6 separate regions of the Homo sapiens genome follow, and regions 1, 2, 4, 5 and 6 are each linked to region 3. The links are chromatin contacts, found by Hi-C or POLR2A ChIA-PET in ENCODE. All regions are on one chromosome and are shown on one strand. Each heading gives the region's core, a stretch centred on a gene start or an enhancer-like site at or near the end of the contact. The rest is flanking DNA. Distances are from core to core; before and after follow the strand shown.

What was found. Hi-C counts contacts between places; a loop is a spot of excess contacts on that map. ChIA-PET counts read pairs that join two places held with the same protein, here RNA polymerase II (POLR2A). Pooled maps may share reads with other maps.
Region 1: a pooled map shows a loop between it and region 3 (8-fold over the local background). The contact joins the promoter of SLC25A42 here to the promoter of PIK3R2 in region 3. A Hi-C loop is called at or near these places in 3 of 50 pooled maps. POLR2A ChIA-PET finds 5 or more read pairs at or near these places in 2 of 52 experiments (B cell and PC-3).
Region 2: a loop to region 3 is called in a pooled map, with 8 times the contacts of the local background. The contact joins the promoter of DDA1 here to the promoter of PIK3R2 in region 3. A Hi-C loop is called at or near these places in 8 of 50 pooled maps.
Region 4: a pooled map shows a loop between it and region 3 (13-fold over the local background). The contact joins the promoter of COLGALT1 here to the promoter of PIK3R2 in region 3. A Hi-C loop is called at or near these places in 9 of 50 pooled maps.
Region 5: a pooled map shows a loop between it and region 3 (13-fold over the local background). The contact joins the promoter of SUGP2 here to the promoter of PIK3R2 in region 3. A Hi-C loop is called at or near these places in 6 of 50 pooled maps.
Region 6: a pooled map shows a loop between it and region 3 (8-fold over the local background). The contact joins the promoter of PGLS here to the promoter of PIK3R2 in region 3. A Hi-C loop is called at or near these places in 4 of 37 single-sample maps with no recorded cell type and 6 of 50 pooled maps. POLR2A ChIA-PET finds 5 or more read pairs at or near these places in 1 of 52 experiments (A549).

Annotation. Positions count from the first base shown.
Region 1 is chr19:19,062,635-19,065,334 of GRCh38, reverse strand. It overlaps SLC25A42 (solute carrier family 25 member 42), which reads right to left and starts at 1,341. Exons shown (of 8, transcript NM_178526.5): 1 at 1,220-1,341. LOC124904655 (a long non-coding RNA gene) reads left to right here and starts at 1,810. Exons shown (of 3, transcript XR_007067160.1): 1 at 1,810-2,145. RefSeq lists silencers at 1,170-1,439, 1,700-1,869.
Region 2 is chr19:17,308,145-17,310,908 of GRCh38, reverse strand. DDA1 (DET1 and DDB1 associated 1) reads right to left here and starts at 1,346. Exons shown (of 5, transcript NM_024050.6): 1 at 1,252-1,346. The coding sequence starts at 1,254. RefSeq lists a silencer at 1,031-1,130 and enhancers at 918-1,481, 1,571-1,760, 1,482-2,043.
Region 3 is chr19:18,151,710-18,154,588 of GRCh38, reverse strand. PIK3R2 (phosphoinositide-3-kinase regulatory subunit 2) reads right to left here and starts at 1,426. Exons shown (of 16, transcript NM_005027.4): 1 at 1,295-1,426. RefSeq lists silencers at 556-775, 1,086-1,465 and enhancers at 1,576-1,855, 1,161-2,053, 2,596-2,675.
Region 4 is chr19:17,554,067-17,557,112 of GRCh38, reverse strand. COLGALT1 (collagen beta(1-O)galactosyltransferase 1) reads right to left here and starts at 1,464. Exons shown (of 12, transcript NM_024656.4): 1 at 1,140-1,464. The coding sequence starts at 1,399. It also overlaps a transcript of NIBAN3 not described here. RefSeq lists a silencer at 1,297-1,386.
Region 5 is chr19:19,032,077-19,034,776 of GRCh38, reverse strand. It overlaps SUGP2 (SURP and G-patch domain containing 2), which reads left to right and starts at 1,260. Exons shown (of 11, transcript NM_001017392.5): 1 at 1,260-1,340. ARMC6 (armadillo repeat containing 6) reads right to left here and starts at 1,174. Exons shown (of 9, transcript NM_001199196.2): 1 at 847-1,174; 2 at 539-646. The coding sequence starts at 567. RefSeq lists silencers at 1,171-1,600, 2,021-2,100 and an enhancer at 2,027-2,528.
Region 6 is chr19:17,510,153-17,513,043 of GRCh38, reverse strand. It overlaps PGLS (6-phosphogluconolactonase), which reads right to left and starts at 1,395. Exons shown (of 5, transcript NM_012088.3): 1 at 1,084-1,395. The coding sequence starts at 1,371. PGLS-DT (PGLS divergent transcript) reads left to right here and starts at 1,155. Exons shown (of 3, transcript NR_147835.1): 1 at 1,155-1,701. RefSeq lists enhancers at 1-577, 408-667, 630-924, 1,418-1,667, 1,235-1,891 and 1 more and silencers at 630-924, 1,168-1,217, 1,228-1,357.

The DNA.
Region 1 (2,700 bases), core at 92-2,591, 910 kb before region 3:
CTTCAAGGGCCCAGGGAGTGTCGGAGAGGGGTCCCGGGTCTGCAAGAGCTGGGAGCCCCGGCCCCGGCAACCCCCTCTCCGGCATCCTGCAGGAGGCACCCAAGATGATGAGCCCCCCTCCTCCGGCAGCGTCTCCACCGCCAGCCTGCCCCAGGACTCCGAGACACACGCTTGGCAGAGGGGCCGTCCCTTCCAGCTAAGCCTTTCCGGACCCAGTCAAAGTCACGACTCCTGCCAATCCCTCTGAGATAAACATAACAGATGGGCCCAAACGCGGTGGGTCCACAGCAGAGGGTCAGCGATGCCCAGGGTAGAATAGGCTCTGCCTCTAGCATTCAAGTGGTTTAGGTCTGTGGCTGGTAAAATGGAGATGATTCCGGTTTGGTCTGACAGATGGGATTATTCTAAGGTCCGGAAATCACTTTATAGACTGTCAAGCACTGTTAGAAATGAACACTGGGGTAAGCTTTTGTTTGGGGAGGGGAGGGTGCAGCGATCCTGAGATACCAAGGCTTGGGGGACTATTGGAGGACCTGGGGGATTCGGGGGGATTATTACAGAGGGTGTGCGAACACAGGTGCACGTGGAAGAAAGCCCAAGGTGGGAGAGAGAAAAGGGGGAGACAGAGGTGTGGGGCTGCCAGGGCAGAGGGCAGGTGCCAGGGGGAAGGTCCCTGAGAAGAGAGACACAGGTTGCTGGGGGAGTGGGCACGAGAGTAGCGAGCAGATACCTGGATATGAGGAAAGGCAGTGGGGGACGGGACTAGGTCCAGGTGTGAGTTGCGAGGCCATGAGTTAGGAGTCACAGGCTCAGGTGTGGGTGTGGGGGTGTCATCGACAAGGACAGACTCAGGTGATGTGGGGGGTGTTCGTGAGTGGGGGCGGGTGTTCGTGAGTGGGGGCGCGGTGTCAGGTGTGTGAGGGGGATGTCAGACCCAGCTGTGCGGGGCGCCGGGGACAAGGCCCCAGGGGTGTGGGAGATGTCAGCAAGGACAGTCTAAAGTGTATGGGGGATGTCAACGAAAAGGGACGTGGTGTCAGGCGTGCGTGGACTGCGGGTGACGGGCTCAAACCTGGATGCAGTAGCCCCCAGGGGGCAGTAGACGTGGAGTGTGGGGTTGGGGGGGGTCTTTAACCTCTTCCTGCCCTCGCGACGCTACTGTCATGCCCCGCCTCATCCGCCCCTCGCCCCGGGATCCATGACAGGACCCGTGCCTCACCTCAGTTCAGCCCGACAGGCGCGGGCCGCTGACGCTTGGGCCCCCCCGGCGCCCCCCGCGCCCCCTCACCGGCCCGGACGCGTCGCCGCCGCCGCTACCTCCAGCCGCCACGGCCCCGCCTCGCGCACCCCCAGAGCGCGCCACGGGAGGGGTCCACGCCACGCCCCGATTGGCTGCTCCCTGGCCAGTCAGCGCTGGAAGCGACAGTGATTGGCGAGTATGAAGCAGATGGGCAGCCCCTAAAGCCAATCGCTGATTGGCAGAGGTGGGGCTATTGGGAGAGGCCTGGGGTGCCTGAGTGGTCCCTCAGGGTGCTAGGCGCTGGGAGGCGAGGGCCTGGAGGCAGGCGAGGATTGGAATCTTGGCAGAAAACAGGCAGAACTGTCGGCCAATCGCTGGGGGCCAGGGGCGGGGCTACGAAGAAACTGGCGCTACCGGTGGGGCAGAGGCGAGAGGAACGGAGGGCGTAGCTTGGGGGGAGACCGGGATTGGCCGCAAAGCCGAAGACTGGCAGGCCCCGCGGCCAGTCGCAGCGGCCGTGGGCGGTACGCCCCCAGGGGAGGGCTGGAGCGTTCAAGGTGCAGTCCGACCCGGAGCGCGGCAACCCGACGTGGCCTCGGACGCCTGGCGCAGGGTCCCCTGAGGCTCTCGTGTAGAGCCCGCCCTCTGGCCACCTAGCACAGAAGCGGATGTGAACTTGGACCATCAAGGCTGAAGGACTCCTGGATAATTCTCTATCCCCTTACTCCCCACTAATCCCCTGCAGACGACACGGAGAGGGCAGATTCGCTGGAGGTCACTCTGAACTGCCCTCTCCATCTCGAGGTGGTGTGAAGACATGGAAATAAGGGGCGGAATCCTACTGAAACGCGCTGCGTGGTTTTCTGAGTGTCTGACCTCTCTGCGTCCCAGCTTTCCCCGCCACGGTATCCAGTGACATCCCTGTTGGGCCTTCTCCCTGCCAAGTCTTTTTTTGAATTAACTGAATCTTAACCACAATCCCATGAGGTCAGAGAGACCACTGGCTCCTTTTACAGAAACCAGAGCACAGAGAGGTCAAGCTCCTTGCCCAAGGTTACACAGCATTCTCTGGTTGCTAAACCAGAGAATGAATCTAGAGCAGCCTGCTTTTTGGAAAGAGTGTGTCAGAGAAGAGCCACTGGGGGCCTCAGAGACCTGGGTTTGAATCCTTGTCCAATCACTGGCCCACCACACAACCTTGGGCAAAAGCCCTTGTGAGCCTCAGCTGTTTCATTTGGAAAAGAGGGGGGAAAATGATTCCTATGCCTTGATCTTTCCTCTCTGGGGTTGCTTCCCTGGGAAAATTTACAACTCAGCTCTCATTTTAATTATCTGGTGAAAGCATTTGACCCTGAGCAGGTCATGTGCGGCCTGTGAGCCTCAGCTCCTCTGTGAAGTGCAGAAAAATGCCGGCAGTTTAGGGAGACACCTGCCATCCCAGGCATGGCTGTGTCATCGGC
Region 2 (2,764 bases), core at 97-2,596, 840 kb after region 3:
GAGCAAGGCTAGGAGACCAGGGAAGAAGCTGGGACAGGTATGCAGGTGGGAAGTGGCAGTACCTGCAACAGGGCATGAAGCCATGGATGAATTCAGGTGTGTTCAGAAGGCAGAGACAATCTAATCCACTTATGATTGGCTGTAGGGATGAGACTGTACCAAGGTATCAAGGACAACTCCCAGGCTTGGGGACCCGCACACTAGGAACCCACCTTCCCATTTCCTTCCTGAAAGGGAGTCTTCCTTTCATCCCCACCACATCCCAAGGACTGTGGATTGTGGGCTGGGACTCTGGGTCAGGGGACAAAGGAGACTTGAGGTATCTTGACCAAGCTTCCCATCACCCTTCCCAGCCCTCAGGATGCCAACTAATGGGGGTTGTGGAGAGGCTTTAGTTCCACTCTGAGGGTGGGTCACCATCCCACTTTTCAGGTGGGGAGACTGAACCCCGAAGAACCACCAGACCCAAATTCCAGGATGACTGAGGAACCCTGAAGGAATTTCAACCTTCCAACAGCCAGGTGGGGACGATCCACACTTCATAATGAGGGGACAGCTAGAAGAGAACGTCACTGGCCTCGAGTCACCCAGCTCATCTGTTGAGCATTCACTATCCTGAGTCCTTTACGACGTCAGTTACCTAAATTGTCACCACCCTAAGAGGTTCAGACTACTGCTACCCTCATTTCACAGGGACAATCCATGCGGATCGGAGATAAAAGTTTTTCATTCTTAGAGGCGGGTAAGGGCCCAGAATGGTGGAGGTGGGGTCAGGGCCCGGGGAACCGGGACAATCGGCGATGTCGCACTTCCTTTGGCGACAAAGCCCTGCATATCGCGGTGCCAAGCCCCCTCCCCCGCCCCGGGGCCCAGGCCGGCCTCCCAAATTCTCCTGAACTGAAGAGATCCAGGTCCGGCGTGCTGAGAACGAGGCCAGACCAGGGGGTCTTACGGGACCCCATCCCCACCCCAGACGATTTCCGGGGGGAGCCGCAACCCGGAAATGAATGAGTTGTCAGGGCTTGGTATCCTGGATGGGGTCAGGGGTCGGAGAAGGAGTGGCAGTGGGATCAGCAGGAAGCTCTCGGTAGGGTCCGGGGGTCGAAGGTCACAGGTGAGTGGGAGGGGCGGGCCGGACCTGAGGGGACCGGGCAGAACGGAGAGGGGCCTAGGGGGATACTAGAGGTGGGTGGGACCACAGCGCCATTTTGTCTAGCAGAGGGGGAGTGGGGGCCTGGAGGCCATCCTCACCATCTTCTGTTTCCTCCGTCGCCGCCTCGGCCGCCGCCTCAGCCTCCACCGCCGCCACCAGAGCCGCCTTCTTAGCCGCCGCCTCACAGTAACTTCCAGCCACGGCACAGCCCACACTGATGGCGCCACCACCTCCCTGTCATTGGTGTGCAGTCTAGCCCCGCCCCCACATAGGAGCGCTTTGCACGCTTCCATTGGCCGCATCCAGCTAACTCATGCGCCCATTGGTTGCCACGCCTCCTCCCATTGTGGTCAAGTTCGGTTGAAGAAGCAAAGCACCTCCCGGTACTTGGAAGCAATGAAAGTGAGATCCGGAAGTGGGCGGAGGCCTCGGCCGCGAAGTCTCTTGGGAGCTGTAGTTTACAGCTCCGCGAGGCTCTCTAGAGCTTTTGTGTGTCTGTGTGTTTTTAAGATGCGAGGTTCGGCCGGGTGCGGTGGCTCACTCCTGTAATCTTAGCACTTTGGGAGGCCGAGGCGGGTAGATCGCCTGAGGTCAGCAGTTCGAGACCAGCCTGGCCAGCATGGTGAAACCCCATCTCTGCGCCTGTAATTCCAGCTAGTAGGGAGGCTGAGGCAGGAGAATCACTTGAACCCGGGAGGCGGAGGTTGCAGTGAGCCAAGATCGTGCCATTGCACTCCAGCCTGGGCAACAAGAGCGAAAATCAGTCTCAAAAAAAAAAAAAAAAAGCCAGCCGGGCGCAGTGGCTCACGCCTGTAATCCCAGCACTTTGGGAGGCCGACGCGGGTGGATCACGAGGTCAGGAGATCGAGACCGTCCTGGCTAACACGGTGAAACCACGTCTCTACTAAAAATACAAAAAATTAGCCGGGCGTGGTGGCGGACGCCTGTAGTCCCAGCTACTCCGGAGGCCGAAGCAGGACAACGGCGTGAACCGTGAGTGAGGCGGATCTTGCAGTGAGCTGAGATCGCGCCACTGCACTCCAGCCTGGCGGACAGAGGGAGACTCTGTCTCAAAAAAAAAAAGGCGGGGCACGGTGGCTCACGCCTGTAATCCCAGCAATCCCAGCACTTTGGGAAGCCGAGGCGGGCGGATCACGAGGTCAGGAGTTTGAGACCAGCCTGGCCAACATGGTGAAACCCCATCTCTACTAAAATACAAAAATTAGCCGGGCGTGGTGGCGGGCGCCTGTCATCCCAGCTACTCAAGAGGCTGAGGCAGGAGAATCGCTTAAAACCAGAAGGCGGAGGTGTCAGTCAGCCGAGATTAAGCCACTACAGTCCAGTCTGGGCAACAAGAGCTAAACTCCCTCTCAAAAGAAAAAAAAAAAAAAGACACAGGGGTCTTGCTATGTTTCCCAAGCTGGTCTCGAACTTCTGGCCTCAAGCAATCCTCCAGACTTGGCTTCCCAAAGTTCTGGGAGCCATCGTGCCGGCATCTTCTTGTGTTTATTACGTTTTTAAAGCAGCCCTAGAAGATAAGAACCATAACACTCCCTAGCTCCTCCTCGACACCGTCTTGCTCAACCACCTCCCGTAACTCCCTAGTATTCA
Region 3 (2,879 bases), core at 177-2,676:
TTTGGGAGCTCCATAGAGGGGTCAGGCCAGCTGAACTAAGAGGTAGGGAACAAAGTCCAGGAAGAGGCCTCTACACAAGCAAAGGCCTCGAGGTGAGTCCAAGCAAATGGACCTCCAGTCTCTGCAGAGGAGGAGTGAGTGGGCTGGCAGGTAGCTCCAGCCTGGGGCCCAGAGTAGGCACAAAATGCAGATGGGGAGGTGCTTAGAAGGAACCTTAGCCCCAGGCAGGGACAGGGAGCCAGGAGAAGGTGGGGGTACTGCAGCTGAGGAGGAGGGGAGGCTGCCGGCAGCAGGGCATTGATTATTCCCCAGGAGTCCCAGCCTGGGGAGGCGGAGATAGGCACACATTCCCAGCCTAGCCCTGCGGGTTCAGACGCCCTGTGATGGACAGGGCTAGGGTCGGGGGATGGACGTGCTGTTCTAGAGAATGGATCATCACAGCGGATAGGAAGGCGCGACAGGCAGACGGAACGGCACATGCAAAGCCTTGGCAGTGGGTTAAGTTGCTTGTCAAGGATTCAGGGTGGCTATAAGGATAGGTGCTATCCACCAAGAGGCCCGAGTGTCAGGTGGAGGCTCTGAGCATCCTTCAGTCACGGGGAACCCCAAGAGGTGTCCGAGCAGGGCGGAGGGGCGCCACATTCTCGGGTGCCCAATTTACCCATTCCTAGGCCTCTGTTACCCTCATTCTACAGGTGGGGAAACTGAGGCCCCGAGAGGGGATGCCCAGAAAACCGCCTGGATCTGCCTGCCAGCCCGCCCCCACGCCCCGGTGTGCGCGCCCCGGGAGCAGCGCTCCCCGAATCCGGGAGGCGGGAGGGGCGGGGCAGGCAGGGCTGGGGGCTCCGCGGGTGAAGGCAGGGCCTGAGCGCTCACACAGACGCGCACTTGGGTCTGCGTGGACCCGGCCACCCGGCTAGGGGACCGGAAGTGGGTTCGACCCCCGGCCCTCCCGCACCCCATTCTGCCCCGCACAATGCCTGGGCGCCCCTCGGTACTATTCGAAGCCCCATTCCAGGCAGGGCCTCCCTTCATTTGGGGCCTCGGCTCCAGTCCGGTATCTTGGACGCGGGGAGTCTCTCCCCATTCTGCCCCGACCGTCCCAAGGAGGCTGCACCGCTGCGGAGCCGAGCCCGAGGCCCCCCCTTGCCTGCGGCCCCCCCAGTTCCCGCGGGGCCCGACGCAGCCTGGCGCTTGCGTTCTGGCTTCCACCGGGGCCCGGCACTGCCCCCGGGCGCCCCGCATTTAAGCACACTCCCAGCCGCCCCCGCCACGAGGGCCAGTCAGGACTCACCTGGTCGCGGCCGCCACCGCCGCCGCAGCCGCCGTCACACCAAGCCAAGCCCGCCCCGTGGCTCCACCGCGGCCACCGTCGCCGCAGCCGCGGGATCCCCGCCTCCGCCGCCGCCACGGTTCCGAGCGGCCTGGCCCGCCCCCGGCGGAAATGCCCGAGCGCATTCGAGCCGGGCGGATGAACCGAGGCCGAGGCGGAGCCTGAGGTAAGGGGGCACCCGAGTGTTTCCGGAAGTAGCCGAACGTAATCCCGCGGGACTGGTGGACTAGAGGGTGCCCCCGAGACAGCCGAGCGTTTCCAGAGGTAGCCGAGTGCAATCGGGTCGGCGAGGGATCCGAGACTGGGCTCGGCTGGGCTTAGAGACGCCCGAGCGCTTTCGGAAATGGCCGAACACTCTCTACGGCCGCACTGGCACAACTGAGGCTGATCCCCAAGACCGCGGAGCGTTTCTGGAAATAACCGAATGTGCTCAGTGCCCAATGGAGGCCTTGGGAGTTTAGACCCAGAGGCGACCGCCAGCTTATGGGAATTACTGAAGCATAGATGGTTCCAGGGGACAAATGAGGCGTTCTCAAGCTCAGCAAACAGGGGGCAGTAGAGTGGGGAAAGGGCCTGCCGCAAAAAGCAGAAGTCGGAGAAAGCCAGGGTTGAAGGAGTTTCCATGGCAACCCAGAGCGTCCGGAAACAGCCAACGATCTCGACCCCTACGGGCACTAGAATTTAGCGGACTTGAGCCTAGATGCCGACGGTTTCCGGAAATAGCCGAACGCACTCGGAGATGGGGCTGTAGCCAAGAGTGTTTGCATGCCGGCTGAGCGCCCCGGAAGTAACGGATTGCTCTAGGGCTGGGCCGGGTTCGGCTAGAGGGAGTTTTATGGCAGAGCGCAAGCTAAGACCAGGATAGAAAGGACGCGACGATTGCTTATTTTGTTATTATTTTTTGAGACGGAGTTTCGCTCTTGTTGCCCAGGCTGGAGTGCAATGGCGCTATCTCGGCTCGCCGCAACCTCCACCTCCCGAGTTCAAGCGATTCTCCTGCCTCAGCCTCCCGAGCAGCTGGGATTACAGGCATGCGCCACCACGCCCGGCTAATTTTGTATTTTTAGTAGAGACGGGGTTTCTCCATGTTGGTCAGGGTGGTTTGGAACTCCCGACCTCAGGAGATCCGCCCGCCTTGGCCTTCCAAAGTGCTGGGATTACAGGCGTGAGCCACCGCGCCCCGCCGCTTATTTATTTTATTAACATAGCCCAGGGCGCCCAGGAGGTCGAGGCTGCAATGTGCCGTGATTGCGCCACTGTACTCCAACCTGGGTTACAGAGCGAGACCTTGTCTCAAAAACATAAAAATAAAAAACATAGCTCAGGGCCCAGATGTCTGGAGGAAGCTTTTAAAGGCAGGGCTATGATGGAGTACTCGCAGGGAGAGGGTAGCAGGAGGCTGGTACCAGCGATGGCATCAGGAAGAATCTCAACAGCGAACTGCTATGCAGTCCTCAAAACCCACTTGCAATGACTTTGAGCCATGGGTCTATTTCACTCCGCTCCCCTCCCCACTCTTCCCTTCCTCCTTTCTCAGCCCCTCACA
Region 4 (3,046 bases), core at 215-2,714, 600 kb after region 3:
AGTGCCAAAAGCTAATTCTGCCCAATAAATTAAGTTGACAATAACACCAGCAATGACAGTAATCATGATAATAAAATCACTGAGAGCCAAGCCCATGCCAGACCCAAGGGCTCCACATCCATTAACTGGATAATCTTCAGAGACAAACCCAAAAAGAGAATTATATTAATACGCTCATTTTCTTTTCTTTTTCTTTTTTTAGAGGCAGGTCTTACTCTGTAGCCCAGGCTGGAGTGCAGTGGTGCAATCATAGGTCACTGCAGCCTCGAACTCCTGGGCTCAAGCGATTCTCCTGCGTCAGCCTCCTGAATAGCTGGGACTACAGGCACACACCACCGCACCTGGCTAATTTTTGTATTTTTTTTCTAGAGACGGGGTTTTGCCATGTTGGCAAGGCTGGTGTCGAACTCCTGAGCTCAAGTGACCCGCTTACCTTGGCCTCCCAAATTGCTAGGATTACTGCGTGAGCCACTGCACCCGGACCCATTTTCCATTTGAGAAAACTGAGGCAGGGAGTGAGAAGTCACCAGTCAAAGGTTTCTTCAGAGCTCTGCCCCATTCCCTACCAAGAAAGCATCCACTTCCTCCTGGGCCATCTGGTCCTGGACTCCACCCACGCCGGTCTGAGGGCAGGGGTTTGACTGGGGCCTGGAGCCAGGCTGAGTTCAAGCTTAAGGGCAGCAGCCGGCACAGAAAGGCTTGCTGTTAGATGTGGCCTCTGGCAACGCCCCAGTGGGGGCTCTGGGCTCCGTCCTTTGGAGGTGTACGTGCCCCAGAGGGAGTTAGAGCCCCAGTTAGTGAGGCCGGAGCTGCCCTAGTAGGGTCCAGCAGGCAGAAGCGGTGCCCAGCCCACCCCAAAGGAGCCAGCAGGAGGAACTCGGTCCCGCTTGTGTTGTGGGGAGGGCTGTGTCTGGCCCCATGGGAGGACAGCAGGCAGGGGGCACGCGTGGACCCGTCCCGATGGGGGCAGCGGGCAGGGGCATGCGTAGAACCGTCCCGATGGGGGTAGCGAGCAGGAAGCACGCGCGGACCCGCCCAGAAGAGGACAGCGGGCAGGGGCTCGCGTGGACCCACCCCTATGGGGACAGCAAGCAGGGGCTCGCGTGACCCGCCTGATGGGGACAGCGGGCTCGACTCACCATAGCGCCGTGCGCTCCCGCGGGTGCCGCAGCCGCTCGAGTGCGCCCAGCGTGGTGGGCAACGCGTGGGCCGCGTTTCGCGCCAACAGCGCGATGAGCACGCGCGGCGCCTGCAGGGGCGACTCCGGGCTCCAGCGCTCCTCGGGGAAGTAGGCGTCGGCGCCCGGCGGGGCCCCCGGCGGCAGTGGCGCCAGCAGCAGAAGCAGCAGCGCCAGGAGCGGCTGCCCGCGCCGCCGGCCCGCGCGTGGGGCCGCCGCCATCGCGCCACGCGTCTCCTTTAAGTCGTTTTTCTGCGGGAGGACTCTGGCCGCGCCTTAAAGGGGTCATAGGGGCCCCGCCCGGCCGCGCGCCTTAAAGGGGAGGAGCGCGCCGGGCGTGAAGTCCAGGCCCCGCCTCCAGACGCTCTCCGAGTCCCAAGGCCCGGAGTGACGTCACCTGCAGCCCTACCCAGGACGCCCCGCCCCCGCACCGATCTTAAAGGCACATAGCGCTCGGAGCGCGTGGAAGGGATGTTAGGGGTAGCGTTAGGGTTAGGAACCCGCGCTTCCTCCAGGCGCCTCCTACCACTGAGACCTCCGCCAGATGCGCCGCCCAATTTCCCCATGTATAAAACCCGGGCTGTGCCACCAGGCGGACTTGGCTACTTAGGACCTGGTTTGGGACCCAAGAGACCTTAGCCTCAGTTTCCTCTGCTGCAACGTGGGTTTTGCCATCCTGGTTTTGGATCTCACAGGGATGTCATTGAGGGTTGTGGAGAATAAAGGTCATGACGTCCACAGACCTGGCGTCACATTCAGTCCCCGCCTTGGGCTTGCTATATGTGAGCCTCAGTCTGTCCATCTATAAAATGAGATCATAGAGACCCTATAGGGTTGGCGTGAAAATAGAGCCAGGGCATGATAATGGACCGTTCTGGGCACAAGCTCTTCCAGAGACAAGGGCCATGTTTTCATGGAAACGCTGTCAAGGGATTGTTTTCCAATACTCTAGAGCCGCATTTTCAAATTGATTGACTTAGTATCACACTTTTTTTTTTTTTTTTTTGAGACGGAGTCTGGCTTTGTTGCCCGGGCTGGAGTGCAGTGGTGCAACATAGCAAGACCGTGCCTCTATTTTTAAAAACAATAAAAACTTTAAAAAATACATCTGAACATTATTATTATTATTATTATTATTTTCTTTTTTTTTTTTTTTGAGACAGCGTCTCACTCCATTGCCCCGGCTAGAGTACAGTGGCGCGATCTCGGCTCACTGCAACCTCCGCCTCCCGGGTTCAAGCGATTCTCCTGCTTCAGCCTCCTGAGTAGCTGGGACTACAGGCACGCGCCACCACGCCCGGCTAATTTTTGTTTATAGTAGAGATGGGGTTTCACCATATTGGCCAGGCTGGTCTCGAACTCCTGACCTCCTGATCCGCCCACCTCAGCCTCCCAAAGTGCTGGGATTACAGGCGTGAGCCACCGCGCCCAGCTTATTATTATTTTCACAGAGAGGGTCTTACTCTGTGGCTCAGGCTAGAGTGCAGTGGCATGATCACATGATCATGGCTCACTGCAGCCTCAACCTCCTGGGCTCAACTGATCCTCCTGCCTCAGCCTCCCAAGTAGCTGGGACTACAAGTGCACTCAACCACGCCCAGCTAATTTTTAAATTTTTTGTAGAGATGGAGTCTCGCTATGTTGCCCCGGCTGTTCTCAAACTCCTGGTCTCAAGTAATCCTCCCCCTTCAGCCTCCCAAACTGCTGGGATTACCAGTGAGCCATCATGCCCCGCTAAAACTTAATTTTTAAGAATGATACAGGCCAGGTGCAGTGGCTCACGCCTGTAATCCCAGCATTTTGGGAGGCTGAGGCAGGCGGATCACTTGAGGTCAGGAGTTCGAGACCAGCTTGGTCAATATGGTGAAG
Region 5 (2,700 bases), core at 11-2,510, 880 kb before region 3:
AAAAAAAAAAAAATACAAAATTTAGCCAGGTGCGGTGTTGCGCACCTGTAGTCCCAGCTACTCGGGAGGCTGAGGCAGGGGAAGCCCTTGAACCCGGGAGGTGGAGGTTGCAGTGAGTCAAGATCATGCCACTACACTCTAGCCTGGGCGACAGAGAAAGACTCCGTCTCAAAAGAAAATTAAACGTGTGCCATGACATGCTGGGGACTCTAAAAGACTCCATCCACATGTCCCTCTACCAGCCACACCCACTCTGGTTCAAACACCAGCCTCCCCTAAGGGCGGCGTCACCTGCCACTCCCAGAGCCTAGACTCCACCTCACTCACGTGCTCAAAGCCCGGTAGTGGCTTCCCAACCCTCTCAGAACAAAACCCAGCCTCCTTATCCGCACCTTCTCTATCTAAGCCTTCCAAGTTCCTCTTCCCCGCCTTTCTCATCCTTCCCAGCACTCAAGAGACAGCCTTCAAAACCACTTCTAGATAAAGAGCAGCCCTGCTTTCCCGTCCCATCACTCTGTTATTATTTGCACACCATTACCTGTATCTAGAGCAACATCGTTCACTCATTTATTTGTACCCTGTAGCCTCCTTGTCCCCACTGCCTAGGACGGGGCCCGACACGCAGCAGGCACTCAGTGCACAGGTGCTGAATGAATAAATAAAATGAATGAAAATAAAGCGAATGCCAGGGAAGCCGAGGATTTTGTCCCCAGGCGGCTTCTGTAAAATTCTTTCATTTTTTTTTTCCCCCCAAACCACGTACCCGAGGGTCGCGCCAGCCCGACCCTGCGGCACCCCCACTCCCCACTCCGCGCGGGACAGGCCTCGGCAGCCGCAGCGTCTCACCCGGTCTTCGCGGCCACGTGGGGAAAGGTGGGGCGCGCGGTTGTCACCCAGGGAGCCGCCTCTAGCCCCTTCCGGCCGCCGTACGCGCGCAGGCGCTGTGGCGCCCCTAGGCTTGGCCTCCCAGAGACTCGCGGACGCTCACGATAACCAAGGACGACCGCGAACCAAGGTAAAGCCAACGAGGCCACCTCGTGCGCGACGGAGGCGTCTTTGCCGCCCCTTCCGGGACGCTCACGGTGGTCGCCGCCCCCAGCAGGGAAATGTTTTGCCTCCAGAGCGTCCGCCCAGAAGAAGCGGACAGCGCGCTTGCGCAAGAGAGCCGGGCCGCGGCGGCCCGCGCCTGCGCACCAGGACTCGGCGGCGGCTTGCGCCTGCGCGGCGCGGCGCTGCGGAGACCGTTGGTTCATTTGCATGTCCCCGCCTCGCGCGGCGGCGGCGGCGGGTGAGGAGCCTGAGGCGGCGGCGGGGGTGGCTCCGCGCGCGGTGGTCTCGGGGTGAGGCCCGGGCCCTGGCGTCGTCGGTGGGTGGCTCCCGGGGTGGGAAGCTCGGGCTCGGCCTTGGGGGCCCGCCCCGGGCTCCGTGATGGCGTCGCAGGCTCGGCCCTCTGGCTGCGGCGGCGGCCGCGTCCCCGCCGGGTTGGCCTGGGTGGCCGGCTGCGGCCTCCCGGGCCCGGCGCCCCCATTTCCTCGCCCGCAGAGGCCGGGAGACGGCGGGCCGCGTCCACAAAGGCTCATTGGTTCAGTCGTTCATTCATTCCTCCCGAACTCGGAGCGGCCCCCGCTCGGGAGGAGATAACGGCGCCCAGCGCTGCATCGGGCCCTTGCCCTCTTTAGAACCGGTTCAGCCCCCACACCAGCCCCTTTACTGGCTGCCCATTCCATAGGTGGGGAAACGGAAGCACAGAAAGCTTAGAATCGTGTGATTTGAACCTGGGTCACCTGACCCGGGAACCCTGCCCTTTGCCAGCAGAGAACAAGGGGGCGCCCCGGGAAAAGGGCTGAAGGATGGGACTGGGGGAGGCGGGTGGGGGAGGCGGTGATCGTGATGGGAAATGGACCCTACGGGTTGTCTCTTGAAGTTGGAGGTTTTGCGAAGCGGGATATCTTGATGGTTAAGGATGCAGCCCCTGGACCCCAAAATGTTGCTTAATCTTTTTACTCATTCTTCGGGGCTTTGGATGCACGAATACCCTTTTTGCCAGGTTCAAATCTGGGCTGTCTGGTCTTGAATGGGTCGTTGAGTCTGTCTCCCTTTGCCTCCTCACCCTAATGTCATTCATAACAGGACCCGCCTCTTCAGTGGGTGGTTGGGAGATCGCGCAAGGACCCAGCGCAGAATGAACTGTCACTAGTTCATTGTCATTGGTTGGGGGTCCCGCCACTCACTGTCAAGAGGCTTCTTTTAGAAGGGAAGGAAGTTCTCAGAGCCTCTGTGCCCTGCTGAGTCTGTGAATGGGAAAAGAGTGATCCTGGGCCAGGCGCAGTGGCTCACGGCCTGGAATCCCAGCACTTTGGGAGGCCGAAGCGGGCGAATCACTTGAGGTCAGGAATTCAAGACCAGCCTGGCCAACATGGTGAAACTCCATCTCTACCTAAAATATAAAAATTAGTCGGATGCGGTGGCGGACTCCTGTAATCCCAGCTACTCAGGAGGCTGAGGCAGGAGAATTGCTTGAGTCCAGGAGGCGGAGGTTGCAGTTAGCCGAGATCATGCCACTGCACTCCAGCCTGGGCAACAGGGAGAGTCTCAAAAAAAGGAAGAAAAAAAAAAAAAAGATTGATCTCTTCTTTCCTAACCACGATTTGCGAGGGTTGTGGTCCCACCCTTCCTACTCTGTTATGCTCAGTTATGTGT
Region 6 (2,891 bases), core at 146-2,645, 640 kb after region 3:
TACGAAGTCAGATGAGGCAGGATCACACCCTGGCTGCCCCTCTGGTCACTAGATGCCTTGGGCAGGTAAGCTCACCTCTTCTGGCCTCAGTTTCTCCATCTGTGAAATGAGTGTAACATCTCATAGGCTGTGGTACGGACTCATGAATTGATGCATATAAAGCGTTCAGTAAGCCTTTTCTCTTAATAAAAAACCCACAAAACCATCATCAGCTCAAGATTCTATGCAAAGAGAAGACGGCACACCCAGCATGGGGTGTCCCTTGACGCTGCCAGACTCAAGTGACTTGAGGTTCCTGGCCTTTGAGCCCGCCCCTCCCACTCTTCCCTCGGCCAGGCCAAGGCTCCTCCAAGCCTCAGTTACCCTGTCTTTAAAAGAGCGCGCTCCTCTGATTCTATAGAATCCTGAGGCTCAAAGCCAAAGATGAACAGCCTGGAAGCAGAGCCATCAGAGCGGCAAAGCTGCCCAGGGATCCCCGAGAACTCGCTGGGGTTAGAGATCAGGACCCTGAGATTCAGGCTCTACACCTGATTCCTCGTGCCCCCGTCCGCTACGGGGCTGAGTTATGGGCATCGTTTGACATGGGCCACTCGGATTCCCTTCCAGGCCCTTGCCCGTGCCGTTCCCTCTGCCTGGCCACCGGATGAAGCAGGAAGACGGACTGCAAGTAGACCATTTCTAGCCCTGCCTAGATAAAGGCAGAGGGCGCAGTGAGGTCCTGCGGGACCCACTGTAGGCGGGGTTCAGGAGGCGGGCGAGCCCTGTCGGCTAGACCCCCAGCGGCCCCCGTAGTCGAGGTGCAGGCAGTGGGCGTGACCATCTCGGCATGACCCCCAGTGGCCCCCGTAGCCGAGGGCAACCGGTGGGCGCGGCCCTCTTGGCATGACCCCCAGCGACCCACGTAGCCGAGGTGCAGGCAGTGGGCACGGCCCTCTTGGCATGATACCCAGTGGCCCCCGTAGCCGAGGTGCAGACAGTGGGCGCGGCCCTTTCGGCATGGCCCCCGGCGGCCTCCGTAGCCGGGGTGTAGGCGGTGGCTGTGGCCCTCTCGGCGTGATCCCCGGCGGCCCCCGTAGCTCTCACCCGGTAGAGGCCGTACGTGCTCTCGGCGTGATCGAAGGGCACGAGGCGCTCGTCGCAGAAGCCCAGCGTCCAGCGCGCTAAGCTAGCTGGCCCGGCAGGGGCGACGGCGGCGGGTAGCTCGCGGGCTAGCATCGAGACGAGGCTCCCGCCCGACAGGCCGAGCGCGAAACGGGCGCGGGCCCCTGCCAGGCAGCATGCTGCGCGCTGGGCCACCAGCTGCGCTAGCGCCGCACCCAGCTCCTGGGAACTCGAGAACACCGAGATGAGGCCCGGGGCCGGCGCGGCCATGGCGAGGGCGGCGGCGGGGAGGAGGAAGCGCTCCCTACGGCCGTCGCTAGTACGCCTGCGCAAGGGCCGGCCCTGCCGCTTGGTTTCGAGTACTTTGGGTGATTGTCTTTGGCACATGCGCAGTGAGGCAAGTGAAGCACCGCGAAGGTCGGGCAGTCGGTCCGGCCCTACCCATTGAATCTTTGCCTGCTGTGCCTGAGTCGAAGTGAGTTCGGGAAGCCAGTGCCCGAATGCTCAACCTTGCTGTATCAGGGAGGGCCGGAGAGGGGAGCTCAAGAAGAGGACGTCCTATCGAGGTGGCAGGGATTTTCTGAAGGAGGGCGTATTTTGGTGAGTTTTAAAATTCCTGCACCGCCGGGCGCGGTGGCTGACGCCTGTAATCCCAACACTTTGGGAGGCCGAGGCGGGCGGATCACGAGGTCAGGAGATCGAGACCATCCTGGCTAACACGGTGAAACCCCGTCTCTACTGAAAACACAAAAAATTAACCGGGCGTAGTGGCGGGCGCCTGTAGTCCCAGCTACTCGGGAGGCTGAGGCAGGAGAATCGCTTGAACCGGGGTGGCGGAGGTTGCAGTGAGCCGAGATCGTGCCACTGCACCCCAGCTTGGGCGACAGAGCGAGGCTCCATCTCAAAAAAAAGTAGGGGATGAAAATATGCTTGTTGAATTTTTTTTTTTTTTTTTTTTACATTTTCCGGACGGACGGGCTCTTGCTATATGGTCTAGGCTGATCTTGAACCCCTGGGCTCAAGCGATCTTCCTGCCTCGGCCTCCCAAAGTGGTAGCATTCAGGCGAAAGCCACTGCGCCTGGCCATGCTTGTTGAATTTTTTAAGCTAACCCTCCTAGTGTGGTGGTGTGTCCCTCTGAGTGCCCAGAAAGGCCTCCAATCGAGTTCTTGCCTGGACAGAGGGCTGGAAGGGGAAGAAGGCCTGGTGGGCCTGGGGAGGCTGGGCCACTTCTGAGAGTGGGATATTTCAGTGATGTGTGTAAGCGCAGTTCAACTCACACAGGTAGTGGATTTTAAAATCAGTAGCAAATTAAGAAAACAATTCCATTTACCATAGCATCATAAAGTATAAAGTAGGCATAAATTTAATAAAAGAAGTACAAGACTGTACTTCTTGAGAGCTGTAGCTGGGCTTGGTGGCTCACAGCTGTAATCCCAGCACGTTGGGAAGCCAAGGCTGGACCCGGTGGCAGCTGCCTGTGGTCCCAGCTACTTGGGAGGCTGTGGTGGGAGGATCACTTGAGCCCAGGAGACTAAGGCTGCAGTGAGCTGTGTTCCTGCCATTCCACTCCAGCCTGGGCAATAGAGTGAGACCCTGTCTCGAAACAAGCAAAAGAACTAAAACTTTGGTGAAAAAAAAAATTAAAGATGATCTAAATAAATGGTAAGACATTCCACGTTCATGGATTGGAAAGTATAATATTGTTAAGATGGCAGTACTCCACAAATTGGTCTACGGATGCAATGTAATCCCTTTCAAATTTACAATGTTTTTGTTGAAATTGACAAA